2 separate regions of the Homo sapiens genome follow, and region 1 is linked to region 2. The links are chromatin contacts, found by Hi-C or POLR2A ChIA-PET in ENCODE. All regions are on one chromosome and are shown on one strand. Each heading gives the region's core, a stretch centred on a gene start or an enhancer-like site at or near the end of the contact. The rest is flanking DNA. Distances are from core to core; before and after follow the strand shown. Region 1 overlaps LOC101929727 (a long non-coding RNA gene). Region 2 overlaps LOC101929727 (a long non-coding RNA gene).

Evidence for each region. A loop is a pair of places that touch in the nucleus more often than their neighbours do. ChIA-PET counts read pairs that join two places held with the same protein, here RNA polymerase II (POLR2A). Pooled maps may share reads with other maps.
Region 1: a map of heart right ventricle shows a loop between it and region 2 (8-fold over the local background). The contact joins two enhancer-like sites. A Hi-C loop is called at or near these places in 9 of 168 maps with a recorded cell type or tissue (PC-9, cardiac septum, heart left ventricle and 4 more) and 8 of 50 pooled maps. POLR2A ChIA-PET finds 5 or more read pairs at or near these places in 2 of 52 experiments (MCF 10A and WTC11).

Annotation. Positions count from the first base shown.
Region 1 is chr10:88,252,910-88,260,192 of GRCh38, reverse strand. All of the region lies in intron 1 of LOC101929727 (a long non-coding RNA gene), which reads right to left. It also overlaps a transcript of RNLS not described here and the pseudogene VN1R55P. Among named protein-coding and RNA genes, the nearest start is that of RNLS, 330 kb to the left of the region's middle. Within about 2 kb of position 3,917, at least 9 of the 41 ENCODE cell types and tissues checked have a DNase peak (open chromatin) inside an H3K27ac peak, as active enhancers do; they include psoas muscle, where a contact is called at or near this core.
Region 2 is chr10:88,143,476-88,150,587 of GRCh38, reverse strand. The region is part of intron 1 of LOC101929727 (a long non-coding RNA gene); the gene reads right to left. Among named protein-coding and RNA genes, the nearest start is that of PTEN, 280 kb to the right of the region's middle. Within about 2 kb of position 3,052, at least 7 of the 41 ENCODE cell types and tissues checked have a DNase peak (open chromatin) inside an H3K27ac peak, as active enhancers do; they include psoas muscle, where a contact is called at or near this core.

The sequences.
Region 1 (7,283 bases), core at 2,668-5,167, 110 kb before region 2:
TGAGGCAATTTCTTGGTCAGGAAATTATGAGGGGGATTGGTCACAGGCAGAGATTGTGTTCTCTTGGGAGCCCAGGAGTAGGGTACTGTTAGAATTTCATACACATTCTCTAGGCCCAAACCAAATTCTTTTTTTCCTTAAAAGTCCATCTTTGGCCGGGTGCTGTGGCTCATGCTTGTAATCCCAGCACTTTGGGAGGCCGAGGCGGGCGGATCACGAGGTCAAGAAATCGAGACCATCCTGGCCAACATGGTGAAACCCCGTCTCTACTAAAACTGCAAAAATTAGCTGGGCGTGGTGGCGCTTACCTGTAGTCCTAGAGTTGGGAGGCTGAGGCAGGAGAGTTGCTTGAACCCGGGAGGTAAAGGTTGCAGTGAGCCACGATCACGCCACTGCACTCCAGCCTGGTGACAGAGCGAGACTTGGTCTCAAAGAACAACAACAACAAAAAAAGTCTATCTTTAATTTCTGTTGAATCCTATTTAAGTTTTATGCCCATATTTTGAATCCTCCCATATACTTGGAAAAAATTTGCATGTTCTACACACAACTCAGTACCTGGCTTTTCACTTTAGAACGCAGCCAGTTGGTAACTATGCGTGAGAGTGCAGTGATCCGCCTCACTCAATTTACAAGTGTGGAAAATGTGTGCAGATTGGCCAAAATTCATTCACCTGATTCCCAGAGATAGACATTTAAACCGTTTCCAAGTAGAACTTTCATGCATAGCCTTTGCGCCCATAAGCACACATAATGTCCACTTAAATTGAGAAAATGTGTGTTAGCACTGAAAGTTACCTGGCATGGTGATGATAACCCATTTCTTTTTGTTTGAAGTACCCATGTCTCTGGCTCCAATTAAAATCAATGCCCTGTAGAGATTGATGTGATAGTTTCTGCCAAGTTGGAGATTGGGATTGCATTCCTCACTCAGATAGGAGTGAGAATCTTTGGAAACTCCTCCCTCTTTTGTCTTTAAGACTTCACTTTGCTAAATGGACATAAGTTGAGACCGGCAGACATGATTCCCAACCAACTGGTCTTAGCCAACTCCTGTGTGCTTTTCTAAACCAGTGTCTTTGTTGGTGATCATTTAAATAATGATAAGTAGAAAGTAACCAGTGTGTGATAGCATTTGCTACTGTTCCCACAGTATTTAGAATTACAGAATGATTTAAGTCTCCACACAAAGTGAATGTGAGGGAAATCCAGGGCATCCGGAATGCTCTTTAGCTTCAGGGATTTGAGCTCGCCAGTAACAGAGCATTAAAGACTGCACTTTGTTGCCCCACATTTTCACAATCACAGCAGCAGAGCACCCTAGGTCTCTGGTGAAGGAATGACCCTGTCTTTTCCAATACCCAGACATCAGAAGAGTGGATGTAGTTCCTAAAACTCCTAAGGTAAGAGTTCCTCTGCAGAAAATAATCAAACAGTTCCTACTATGACCTGATGGCAGCTTTTAGGCCTGGGGTTTATTCCCAACTACTGCCTTATCTCATCCTGTGGCTGCAACTTATTACTTTTCTCATTATTTCAGTTTCTCTGTTGGTAAAAGAGAAGAAGGAATGTTTGTTACCATCAAATAATGATTGCACTTTGCATGGAGATCTCCCAGTGATGGGAGCAGCCATGATTAGACAGTTTATATGCATTGTCTCACATATTTCCCACAACAGTCCTAGGGGGAAGGTAATATTAATCCTCTTTTTATAGTCTTGGAAAACTAAAGCTAAGAGAAATTAACTAATCTGCCCACATGTATCAGAGCAAGTGAGTTGTGGAGTTAGGGTTCAAAACGGACTCCAAAGACTTCTCTGTCCACAAGTCAAATTAGATTTTATTTAATAGGATCCAGAATACATAATTCTGAACATTTATCTTTAGTGCCCAAAGTCCTTGAGAAATATATGACTAAAAGAATCTCTTACAGGAATTTGCACCAATGTCACCGTCAGTCACAATATTTATAAAGTACCCTTTATGCCCTGTATAATTGCAGTAACATTTTGCCCTCTAACCCCCCTTTCAGCTTCTCAAAACTCTATCCTTATCTATTGCATTTTATTCTCCCAGAAATACTGTGATTTCTCAGAGACGAGGAAACTGGCACCCACAGAGGTCAAAGGACTTGCTAGTCAATTATAGAGTTTCCTGAACTTTATCCAGTAAAATTTCTTGTGGGGGAAAGGGTGTGTGTTTATGCACATGTCATTCAATTAATTTCAATGGATTTTTTTTTAAGTAAAGGAAAAAGCATTACAACAAACCACACAGTACAGATTTGCTTCTAATGTTAATGCGCTTCCCCTTTCTTCTTCCAATTCCACCCTCCCAAAGTCATTTATAGTCATGGATTGGTGTATAATGTTCCACTCCAGACTGTGAAAGTCCATGAATTGAAGATAATATCGTAGACTGAGTCCTGAAGTCCAAGGAGTTAGGAAGTGTGATTTTTTACTTTTAGCACAGGAATCCACCTGAGATTTTCTCACTGGCCCTAGAGTCTATTTCTCTTCCCCTGTTTACCCCATTACTGAATCTCCTTTCCTAGCTATAGGTCTCCCAGCCTGACCATTTAGAAACTAGGCTCTAGGGATTCATCGGCACTGACTGAGTTTGGTTTGTTCCCAGTTGTCATTCACTTAACATACTATCTGCTCATCTCAGTGCCTAAAACATTGTGAGCCAAACCCACTCTATCACCCTAGCCAGCTGCCCATCAACCTCCTCTGAGGGTATTTTGTGGTCTCTAAGGATGCCTTTATAAGAACTTTAAATTGGGAGTAAAGCCAATATAGTGTGCACGCTATATTGTCCTGATATGAATCTGGCAGAGTTCTCCCATTAATCCCTTCCTACCATTCTCCTGACATGGTAAGAGTCTCTCTTGGTCTCTGTCCTAAAATTGTTTTACAATCATTTAACTTACACTCACATCACATCAATTTTGACATCGTAATGTGATTTGCATTGATTTGAGGCTGCCATCAGGATGAGCTCATAACTATGTCAAAACCTCCGTTGAGTAAATAAAGAACTGATTTTGAACGTGGGGAATGATGGAGGATGGAAAAATCACAGAAAGAGACCAGAAACAATACAAGCTCAGTAGGGAAATTTTAGACATCAAACATTTTTTTTTTTTTGGCACAACACACCAAAGGTCACTAGTCTCCCACATCAAATACACAGACCATTTTTTTAAACAAATCCATTTTAGTCTGAGTCTTGAAACAAGCCTAAAATATGTGATCTTGCAAAGATTTTAGGATAATTTTAATTTTGTTGTTTTTAAAAAACGAAGGAGGAACTATTCGAGATGTCAGAGGAGTGAGGGAGGGTGAATGGCCCTTCAACCCATCCAGAATGGTTGACGTTTGAATAACTGATCATGAAGAGCAAAATTCCAGAATCATATTCATTTTCGGGACTAAGATGCCACCAGAGGGGCAAAGCAGGCTCCAAAATGTGGCTTTGTGCCTGTTTTTAAAAAGCAAGCAGCCTCTTTCGTACTCAATTAAGGCTAAGTGTAGCACCCTACACTCTGCCCAAGATACAGCCTCCATGTTTATCTTGGCAACAATTCAAATGGAGGTTTGTGAGGGAGGGTTTGGCCGAAGGTGGGCGGACCCCGCATGAAAAAGTTCCTTCGCCCATATCCTCCTGTCTGAAGAAGGCGGATGGAGACGGAAGGTTTTCAGGCCGAGTTCCCGCCGACCTTAACTGGAATAACTTGCTCTCTTTCACATCTGCAGCTGTGTCCTCCTCAGGGAGTTGTCCGACTAAATGTGATTTTAAACATCTGTCAGCTACATCAGAGCTCCAAATTTAGCACTCGGAACATTATGTGGATTTGTGATGCTCGCTGGAGAACACTGGAACCGTAAACCGAGCTCACATGAGACAGGCGGGTGGTACGCGGGTTGGTAATTTCATCTATGACACATTGAATTTGGCTGCACATTTATGAATGTTATGTAAAGGGAAAGAGTGACCATTTCCTTGCAAATAGCTTTCTGAGTTGCCACAAGATCAATATCGAGAAGGGAAAGCCTTTACACTAGGAACGCTTATTGTATTCCTATCCAATCATTTGCCTGGAATTTAAAAATATTCCCCACGGGCTGGTTTTGTCTGAATTCCCTGAAACTTATTCTCCTCCCTGAGCTGCCTTTCTACTCCAGCTACAACTGTGCTCCAGTGTACCCATCCTAGAGGAAGATGAGTTCTGCGTAATTCTTGATTCCTGTTTGCCACCTTTGAAGATGTCCAGGGGCATGTGAGAATCCTCACAGGGCTGCTTTCCCTCCACTGGGTTGGCATTTCTGAAGAGATGTGCTGCCCTAGGGGGAAACTGTGAGACCAGTCCTTCCACGCAAAAACTCTCTGCTGAAGCAAATCCCTGGATGATTGGCTAGGAATTCTTAGTACACATGAAGGTTTGTAACCAATTCTATCAATTCCCAAAATCATGGTGCCCTTGAAGACAGACATGGAGAGACATAGCCCTGCAATTCAGCCTTTGTTCCTGATAAATGATTTATCGTAATATCACAGCAGACGAAAACTTGTGCATTTGCTTTACTTAGGTTGATTGGGTTAGTACAAATGCTCACAGCCTCCAACGTCTAGTTGTTCATTAAGCCTTTTCCACAGATAGAGTTAGTTTACACACCCCATATCACCCCTCTACCCCTACTCCTCCTCCCTTGCTCCCAAGGCAGCCTGTGTGTGCCTCTACTCTGATGTTAATGTGTGGTGTTATTAGGGAATGTCTTCAAATGCCTCTGTGATCTCTAAGGAGGCAGACATGCTGTTTGATTTGTCCTGTATTCCCGGGATTAAGACAGGCCCATAGACTGTGGTCAACTAACATGTTAAAGATAGTGAATAAATGCATGAGTGACTGCCACTAGTTTGAAATGTTTAAGAATATACCAACTAGAAGCAATGAAAGGTGGTTCCAGGAGCACAGTTGATGGCAAGAGGAGAATTCTTACAAATGTATCATGAATAAACCACGGCTGGATCATGCAGACATGTTTGTATGCAGAGAACTGACTCAACACAGGTCTTCCTTGCTGTTGGAGAAAGGGTAGGCCCATCCGAGGTACCAAACACCAGGCAAGGACATCCATAAGCCAAGACACAAGGAAAACAGTACTGTCTATATGGGGTCACTTGACGGGGGTTAAGCAGGAAGAGGCTTGTGCCTCAAAATGTCTTATTTCTGGCATCTGAAATGAGAGTGTTTTATATTTATTCTCGGAAGGCATGATGTTTCTTCCCTCTATTCATCCCACTTCTGTGATGACACACTTACCTTGAGAGTCCACATAGGGAATAGTTAAGACCATAGACTGTAAAATCAGACAAGATCAGGGTTCAAATCCCAGTCCACAATTCATTAAGAGGTACTATCTTGAGAAGGTTACTGGATCTCTATGTTAGCTCGTTAGGTGATTGAAGGTATTAAATACCCGGTGTGTAAATATCTGATACATCACAAATGTTCCATGTCATTAATATTATTATTCTTATAATTAGTTTGGACTCTTGCTTGCAAGTGACAAAAATGAAACAAAGCTGGCTTAAGCAAAAAATACAGGTGTGTCTCACAGAAATCAAGAGCAGGAATATACCTGGGCCTCAGGGAAGTTCTGTCACCTCTGCCCTTCTCTGCACATCTGCTTCATTCTCCTCTCTCAGCTTCTTCTCTTGTTAGGTCCACAGCATTGTTGGAGAAAACCCACTTCTCCACTCCTAAGCTGACATGTTGCAGGTTCAGCTACCCAAAAAGAAACCAACACAAGTCCTTTTCCTGGCCTTAATTTCATAGTTTGGGGAGAAAGACTCTGACTCATCTTGCATCTAGTGCTACTCCTGTTTATTCAGTGTGGCAGGAGTTAGTCATAGGTAGAGGCAGGGTCACAGTTACACCATGGCCCTGGGGGCTCGCTTCATTGCCAGGAGGCAGGAAGAGAGGGAGGGCAGCTGGATATGCTGGGGAGAAATCAAGAAATGGACAGATGCTGCAAAAGCTGCCTTCAAACTACTATGAGAGTGAGAATGGGACATTAAAAAATGTGAAGATGTGCAAAATGTTCTTCTTTATGAAAAAGTCCCACATATTGCATATATATTATGATCATAACTAAACTCACTTTTAAAGGTAAGGATTTATAGAGGACACAAAGAAATTGTTTTTATGCTATGGTGGTGAATTTTTAATGCCCTTTGATTTAATAACAAAACTTTGTTTAATGTGGAAAGCTCCTACAAAGATTAATAACCCTTGAGCCTTTGCCACCTAACACCTTAGCAAGGATTAGTTGACAACTGGCTGAGGTCCACGCCCCAGGGGGACAAACCCAGGCCAGGAGGAGGGGAGGGAGGGGGGCAGGAAAATGCCAAGGGCTCTGGGGCCAAGCTTCTCGTTCTTCACAGTGTGTGGATACTAAGACCCTGTCTTCCTGGAAAGGCAGAAACCTGGCTTGGAATTCAGAAGACTCCATTTTCACAGAATCTCAGTAAATTCCAGGCCAGAGACAGGGCAGCTACTAGAAAACTCCTTTGGTAATAAAAAGGCATTGGGAACATTGTGAAAGGGCACCACATGGTTCTCAGGGCAAGACCAGTGCCACCTTCCAAAGGCCCTACAGACGTCCTATAGAAATGTTTCTATAGAAACAAATAATCCCACACCCACCCCAGCAGCCTCTGTGTCCATCTGGCACCCCTGTCCCCAGTTGCCACCCCTGGATGCAATAAGAATAACCCAGGAAAAGTCTTTCCATTTAATCTTTGGCACACTGCATCTTCCAGCCTGAATGTCAATGTGCTGCTGCTTCTAATGTTTCCCTCAGGGATTGGGTAGGACAGGTGGTCACTGTCATGTTAAAACCAAAGACTTATGAAGCAACTTTGTGAGCATTGTGAGAGCTTAACTCCTACCCCAGAGACAGACCCCTGAGACTCTTGCCTGGACAGTGACCGAGGCTCTGAAATACAGTGGGTAAATCACATCCACAACCCGCTCTACAAAGTAGACCCAGTGTTTTTGAAATTGCTCAAGTTCACTGCCCTGAGACATGCCCAAATGTTCCCTTAAACACTGCTTTTATCTTAGCAAGCTCCAGAAAAATTCACTTCAGCCTAAGGGCTTTGAGTGAGTGTTCAAGGCCCAAAAGCCTGAGTTCTGGTGTCAGAGCCCATTCCCTTCTGCTCCCATGACTATTGCCTTAATTGAAAACCTTAATATCACCAACTTGTGCAACTCA
Region 2 (7,112 bases), core at 1,803-4,302:
AGCATCTACAATGCAGATACACTGGACAAAGGGATGACTCACATCAAAGTCTGGGTGGAGAAGGCTGGCACAGATTTCATCATGCTACGTGGAACAGCAGGCAATTTTAAACTTATGAATTGTTTATTTCTAGAATTTTTCATTTTGTATTTTTGAACCCCAGGTAACTGAAACCAAGGAAAGTGAAATCATGGAGATGAGGGAACTGCTGTACCAGAAATATCAATGGACTCATAAAATTCCTAAAAATTTAACTATTGGCTCTCAGAAGCCAGTACACCAGGGATGCCAGGAGCACTCTGGGGAATAGAGAACTTGGATTTTCTTATTATGGTGCCCAGGACAGTGGAGAAGACTGATCCAATGCCCTGATCAGTGCACACTTGGAGGCCAGAGTCTCTGGAGGTGGATGAGACTTCCTATTGACTGAACTGCATGACTACTGAATCAGGCATGGGTTTTATTTGCAAGAAACAGAAACCTCTGGCTATTTTAATCAAGAGGTATAGATAGCTCACAGATTTTAGGTGATTCATAGATCAACGTTAGGCTTCCAGTAGCAGTGTCCAAGACCAGGATAAGAAAATCCTCACCACTGCCAAGCAGTCAATGGCAAGGTCTGCCTTAAATCTCTATAGCAGGGCCTGCCACCCCTCCTTCCATCAGCTCTATGCCACTTCTGCTGCTGCTTCCACAGAACACCAGACTCCATTATAGTAAAAATAAAAGACAGACATCAGGCCTGTTTGTTCCCACGCTCCCTCTCTTCCAAAGGGATGGCTCCCTGGGAGCTTGTGATTGGTTGGACATAGGTCCGGTGCTTGCCTTCCTGCTGCACAAAAGTCTAGGTTTGAACTCTGTGCAGCTACTTGGGGAGTAAGATTCATAACTCATTCATTTCTCTAAAACAGAAAGACAAATCAAAAGTCGGAGGGCTAGTATCCTTCACAAAGTCCACTGAGATTAGCTTTAGGCCCTCCTCTGCCTTGCAGAAAGGCTCCCACTGGAACTCAATATTGCTATTCCTTAACTTCTTTCTACAAATAAAAATGTCACCTGCTAGGGAGGAATATAGGACACATTATGCCTAAGTTCTTGCCCCACTGTTTCTACACTATCACAAAAAGAAGTATTGTAAACTCTAACATTGTGTAGGAAAAACAGCCACACTTGGGATCAGACAGAGCCCATTGCCTAGGCCCTCTGTGCCTCAGTTTTGTCAACTGTAGAATGGGGACAATAATAATACTCTACCTCATTTGTTGTGGTGAGGATTCAATGAAATCTGCTAGGTAAAGAAACCTGTATCACAGTGGTGCTCAGAGCCTGTTAAAACTTTTTATGAGGGGCAATATGGCATAGTGGCAAGAGGATGACTTTTGGAGTCAGACAGACAAAGTGATGGATATGACTTGAGCTTCTGTTTTCCCATCTCTAAAATAAAGATAATAATAACAATGCCTGACTTACAGGGTTGTTTTAAAGATGAAAAGAATGTAATCTGTCTACCACAGGATCTGGCTTATAATAATAATTGCTCAATAAATAAGTCATTATCAATGTTATTACAATTATTTATGTCATGATACAGCATGGCCTAGGTGAGAATATTAGCTGTTCCCAACTTGATTGACTTCTCCGAAGGCATCTTGATTAAGAAATTAAAAAACTGCAAAGAGTTCTATATTTTTTGTCATGATTTATGTCATATATTCTGGTGTACAAAGCACATTCATTGTCTCATTTGCACCCTATGCTGTTCTTGTGAGGTGATATGGTTTGGCTGTGTCCCCACCCAAATGTCATCTTGAATTGTAGCTCCCACAATTCCCATGTGTTGTGGGAGGGACCTGGTAGGAAGTAATTGAATCATGGCAGCAAATCTTCCCTGTGCTATTCTCCTGACAGTGAATAAGTCTCACGAGATCTGATGGTTTTATAAAGGGGAGTTTCCCTGCACAAGCTCTCTTCTCTTGTCTGTTGCCATGTGAGACGTGCCTTTCACCTTTTGCCATGATTGTGAGGTCTCCCCAGCCACGTGGAACCGTGAGACCATTAAACCTCTTTCATTTGTAAATTGCCCAGTCTCGGGTATGTCTTTATCAGCAGCATGAAAATGGACTAATACATGAGGCAAGCAGAGCAACTCTTTAAGACCACTATTATTTCACTCCTCTGCCTTGCAGCATAAAGAAAGAGTCTGCTGCAGAAAGGTTAAGTGATTGTCTCCATCACACAGCATATTAGTGATAGAGCTGAGGCCAAAGGGAAAGACTTCTGGGTTTGTGTGGAGTGTTCTCCCCACCACTTCATGCTGTGTTTTAGTTTTTCTTGCATCTATTTATTAACTTTTGTATGTCAGTCTCTATGCTAAATAAGTTCTGCTGATTCAAAGATCATTAAAAGACAGTGTTTGCCCTCTAACCAAAATAATTTAAGAAAACATTCCACCACCACCCCCAGAGAATTTAATAGAAAATACTTTTACCAATTACGTTTCTCCCAATATTTCCAGAATTGTATTCACAAATAGAATGTCATATTTAAAATAGAACAACTCCTTTCACTTGAACCATCACATATAAAATTAACGTAATAACATGAAAAGCCAATGTTAAAATTAATACAGTGAAATTTTTAAAGCATTACTTTTTAACTTGTTGGAAGTTATTTCATTTTTCAAATTAACTTCACTACTAATAAACCAGCCAGTTTGCCAAGAGAAAGCTAAATTAGGTGCCAAGATATATCATTTACAACAAGCAAATTCGAAAACTTCTTAACTTTCTTTCTTTGGGTCTGGATCTGGGTCTCCTAACACAGTTTTCCTTCTGGCTTTGTTTTGACCCCAGCCACTGTGAGAAGAATATATAAAACACTATGGGTTCCAGAATGTTCTGTCCTTGGAAGATCTCCATTTGGAGGTTTTGGCCAAATGTCCTATTAATTCCCCTATGACTAAGGCACTTTGGGGTCAGCAGAACTTGGGGTCTACAGGGATTACAGAAAAGGACTGGGTACAGAGTTCACACCAAGGCTACGTGTTTCAAAAACTTGGGGCAAAGCCAGACCCTGCTTCACGGATTTGGAAGAGAGTTTGCTTAAAGAAGCTTTTCCCTAGTAAAATCTTCTTAAGTTAATATTCTTGTTCTTTTATTTCCAATAATAGTAGCAGCCACCACTCAATGAGAGTTGTGTATGCGCCAAGCACTTTGCTTACACTATTTCTAATTTTTATAAATAATAAAGTTGTGAGGTATTCTAATTCCTCTTTTACAGTGACACAATTGAGACAAAGAAGATTTAAGTAATTTTTCCAAGGTCACGTAATAAGAGGCGGAGATGACATTTGAAACCAAGGCTGGTTTTATTCCTCCTTCCTCTGTGCTGCTGCTGCCTCATCCAACATCTCCTACCATAGCCACAGGGTGATCCATCAAGTATGTCCACACAGGGAATTTGAATTGTTGGTCTAAACATATTTACTGATAGCCACTTATACATCCAGCACTATATTAGGCACTGAGGAATCTCAAAGATGAATTCTAGGCTTTAGCTTATTTCTTGACTTGGAAAAAAATTTCCTTTTTGGACATTGTCTTCTCATTTGCCAATTGTCTATTTCTCTGACCACTGGACACCAGACAAAAATTAGCTTCTTCCAGCCAGGTGTAGTGCCTCATGCCTGTAATCCCAGCACTTTGGGAGGCCGAGGCGGGTGGATCACAAGGTCAAGAGATCGAGGCCCTCCTAGCCAACATGATGAAACCCCATCTCTACTAAAAATACAAAAATTAGCCAGGCACGGTGGCACGTGCCTGTAGTCCCAGCTACTCGGGAGGCTGAGGCAGGAGAATCACTTGAACCTGGGAGGCGGAGGTTGCAGTGAGCCGAGATCATGCCACTTTATTCCAGTCTGGCAACAGAGCAAGACTCCGTCTCAAAACAAAACAAAAATTCTCCTACTTTAATTCATATTGCATGCAAAGATTGTTGTTGAACTTCCTTTGGAGAATACCCTGAGACCCTTGGCCAGAATTGGCTCTAGATTCATAGCACCATAAGTAGGACAGCTGAATGATGTTGTTCAGTGATCCTCAAATCAGAGGGTGAGGAATAGAAAGGGACAATATAGGAGTGGGGTGGGGGATGAAGAGTATTTTGAAAAAGTACAATCAATATTATAATCTAGTGTTATATTTAGAAAATGAAATGCATTGCTGTCATAATGCAGACTTTGAAAATATAACTTGACTATAACTTCTTTGCTAGTAGAGTACTGGTATAAAAAAGCTGAGTTGAGAAATGCTGCTCTACGTATATGTGAGTTGACTGGGGAAACAAAGCTTACCCCTCAGTCTTGATTCCATGGCCAAGATCTCAAGTCCATGCAAAGACTTGTTCTGTTTGCAAAACTCCAAGTCATCATTTTAGTGACTGGAATTCAGATGTGTGTTTAGTTTTATTTGTTTTGTTCTTTATCTTCCTCACTTGAGAGAGAAATAAACCAAGGTTTTCTTCTCCTAAATGGGCTAGGAGGGAGAAAAACATGAATAGATTATGTTCTAATGGGTTACCAAAGATTCCTACACACCCGCCTGGATTCCACTCAAATCCAGAGGCAAAGAGCACAGAGCATGCCTACTTTATGAAGCAAGAATGTCTGGTAAATCTACCTCTGATTTCATAGGATTGAAAATGGGTTCTGGCCATCAACCACACTGAGTCAAGACATGTATGCTTTCTGTGTCCCCCCACCCCACCCCACCGGCCACTCTTCGCCCTCCCTCATCACTGGCCAACTCATCACCTTTAAAAAATCCTCATTCACTGGCTATTTTACAGCAGAGCCTCAGGGGAGCTAGGACACATTAGTAATCACAACTAGTTTCTGAAACTAATGGCAAAAATCAATAATTTACTAAAAGGAAGGAATAGGAGGAAGGAAAGAAGAGAGGGAGGGAGGGAAGAAGGGAAAAAGGGAAGGAGGAAGGTAAAAGGGAAGGAGAAGGGGAGGGAAGGAGAGGGGAGGAAAGGACCACATGCCTGGCAAGGTATATAAATTCATCTTTCTGGAGGCAATGAGGAATGACTAGGGTTCTGACCAGCAAAAGAATATTGTAAGTGATCAAAAGTTAAGAGAGGACCTATCAAGGTAGGTGGAGAGCGTTAGATCCAGGCCTTATGTTTAGAAGGGGAATGAACACAACATTTTCATCCAAGTATTAATTTGCTAGACAATTTAAATAAACCATATTTGTGATTCTTTTGGGCAATTTATTTTTCATTTTGTAATATAGCCGGACCACTCAGAGGGCCTGGTTAAGATCCTTAAGATAGAGGGTGGGGTACAACAAACCAAACAAATGTAGACCTCTCAGGATACAAACAGAAACTAGGAAGCAGTCCCTAATCCCAGAAAGAAAATGGCTTCTAGGAGAAATGCATGGCCCACTAACATCTGCATAATTTTAAGCATGACTCTCTCCTTTTATGGATTTTATATATCATAAATCTGCCTAAAATTCAGAAAAAATTTCCACAGCTCAAAAGAAATAAAGTTTAAAACATAAATAAATACCATTACAACAGAAAAACCTCCTTCTGAGAGCAATGTTTAAAACTAGATAGAACATCAAAACAAAACAGTCTATTTGAAATATTAAAGAACAATAAATAGTAAGAAATTCCTGGGACAACATCTAGAAAAAGGCAGTACCCAAAGAGATAACATTCAAAGTTACTCTGTCCTAAGGGCATTTGCCAGTATAAAGCAAAAGCTACAAATCGGAACTGCAGTTTTTGTGGACTTGCGGGTGACGCAAGTCAAAGTGCAGATTCTGCCCAAGGTGGGTTCTCTAGTAAGTCACCCTCCTCTGAAACTGGGCCCCTGAAGGTCAAGTAGCCTTCCCATGTATTTATAGCCTGGGTTTATGTCCTTTGCGTGGTCTAGGGAATAACAAATTTGAACTTGTTATTTCCCTATATACCCAAAAAACAAATAAAATCCCTTCTGAAAGATTTCCTCATACCAATCACAATTCTCAAATTGTTGTTACAAATAATTTCTACTGTATCTGGACATATAGTTTCTACTACAGCAGGACAGATTCACGATGGTGAAGAAAGAATAGTGGTTACCAGAAAGGGGATGATGGCATTGACTAGGAAAGGTCATAAGAAAGTCTTAAGAAATTGGATATATTCAATTCAAAGTTTTGTTCACTTTAATGTATGTATATTATTCTTGGGTTTTTAAAAATGTTTTTAAATTGTAAAGACAAGCACAGTCAAAGATAGTCAGGCACACAAAGGAAGAAAACTCCATGAGAGAAAGCCAGAAGAAACTACAGAGAATAGAAACAAACCAAAAAGACTTCAGATAGTGGAATTGTCAGACACAGACAATAAAACAACAACTGTTTACTGTATTTAAATAAATAAGGATAAATTTAAAAATACTTCAGAGAATAGAAAATGGTAATGAGTGGCATTGTCATTTAAAAAACCAACTTCTAAAACTGGAAAAATTTATAATAAAAATTACACGAACATGTTTAACATCACATTACACATGTCAGAAGAAAGTAAGAGTAACTGAAAAAAAGAACGAAAGAAACTATCCAAAATATAGAACTGAGAGAGAAGAGGCTAACAAAACATGCTTGTGGAAACCAAGCAAAAGCACCACTTGAAGGGAGAGTAATAGCCTCAACTGCATATACTTCCTTTTATTGAATCTATGATAGTATCTATTGTAAGATGTGCCAATAATTTATGTACTACAATGAGAAGAAAATGCTTGCAACTGAATCACGACATGCCATCAGTTGCAAGATGCATCTCAGTTTCAAAGATGTTAAAATGTGTAAAATGTTTGTCTTATAATACATGAAGTATGGTATTCAGAAAGTAGAAAGGCTTAAAATCAATAAAATAAACATATCTCTCAAAAAGTTAAGAAAGGAATATCAGAAAAACCCTAAGAAATATAAAGAAGGGAAAGAGTAAAGATAGGAACAGCAATCAATAAAATATGAAACAAATAGTTCAAGAGACTATCAACAAAACTTAAGATTGGTTCTTTGAAAAGACTAAGAAAATTAATAAAA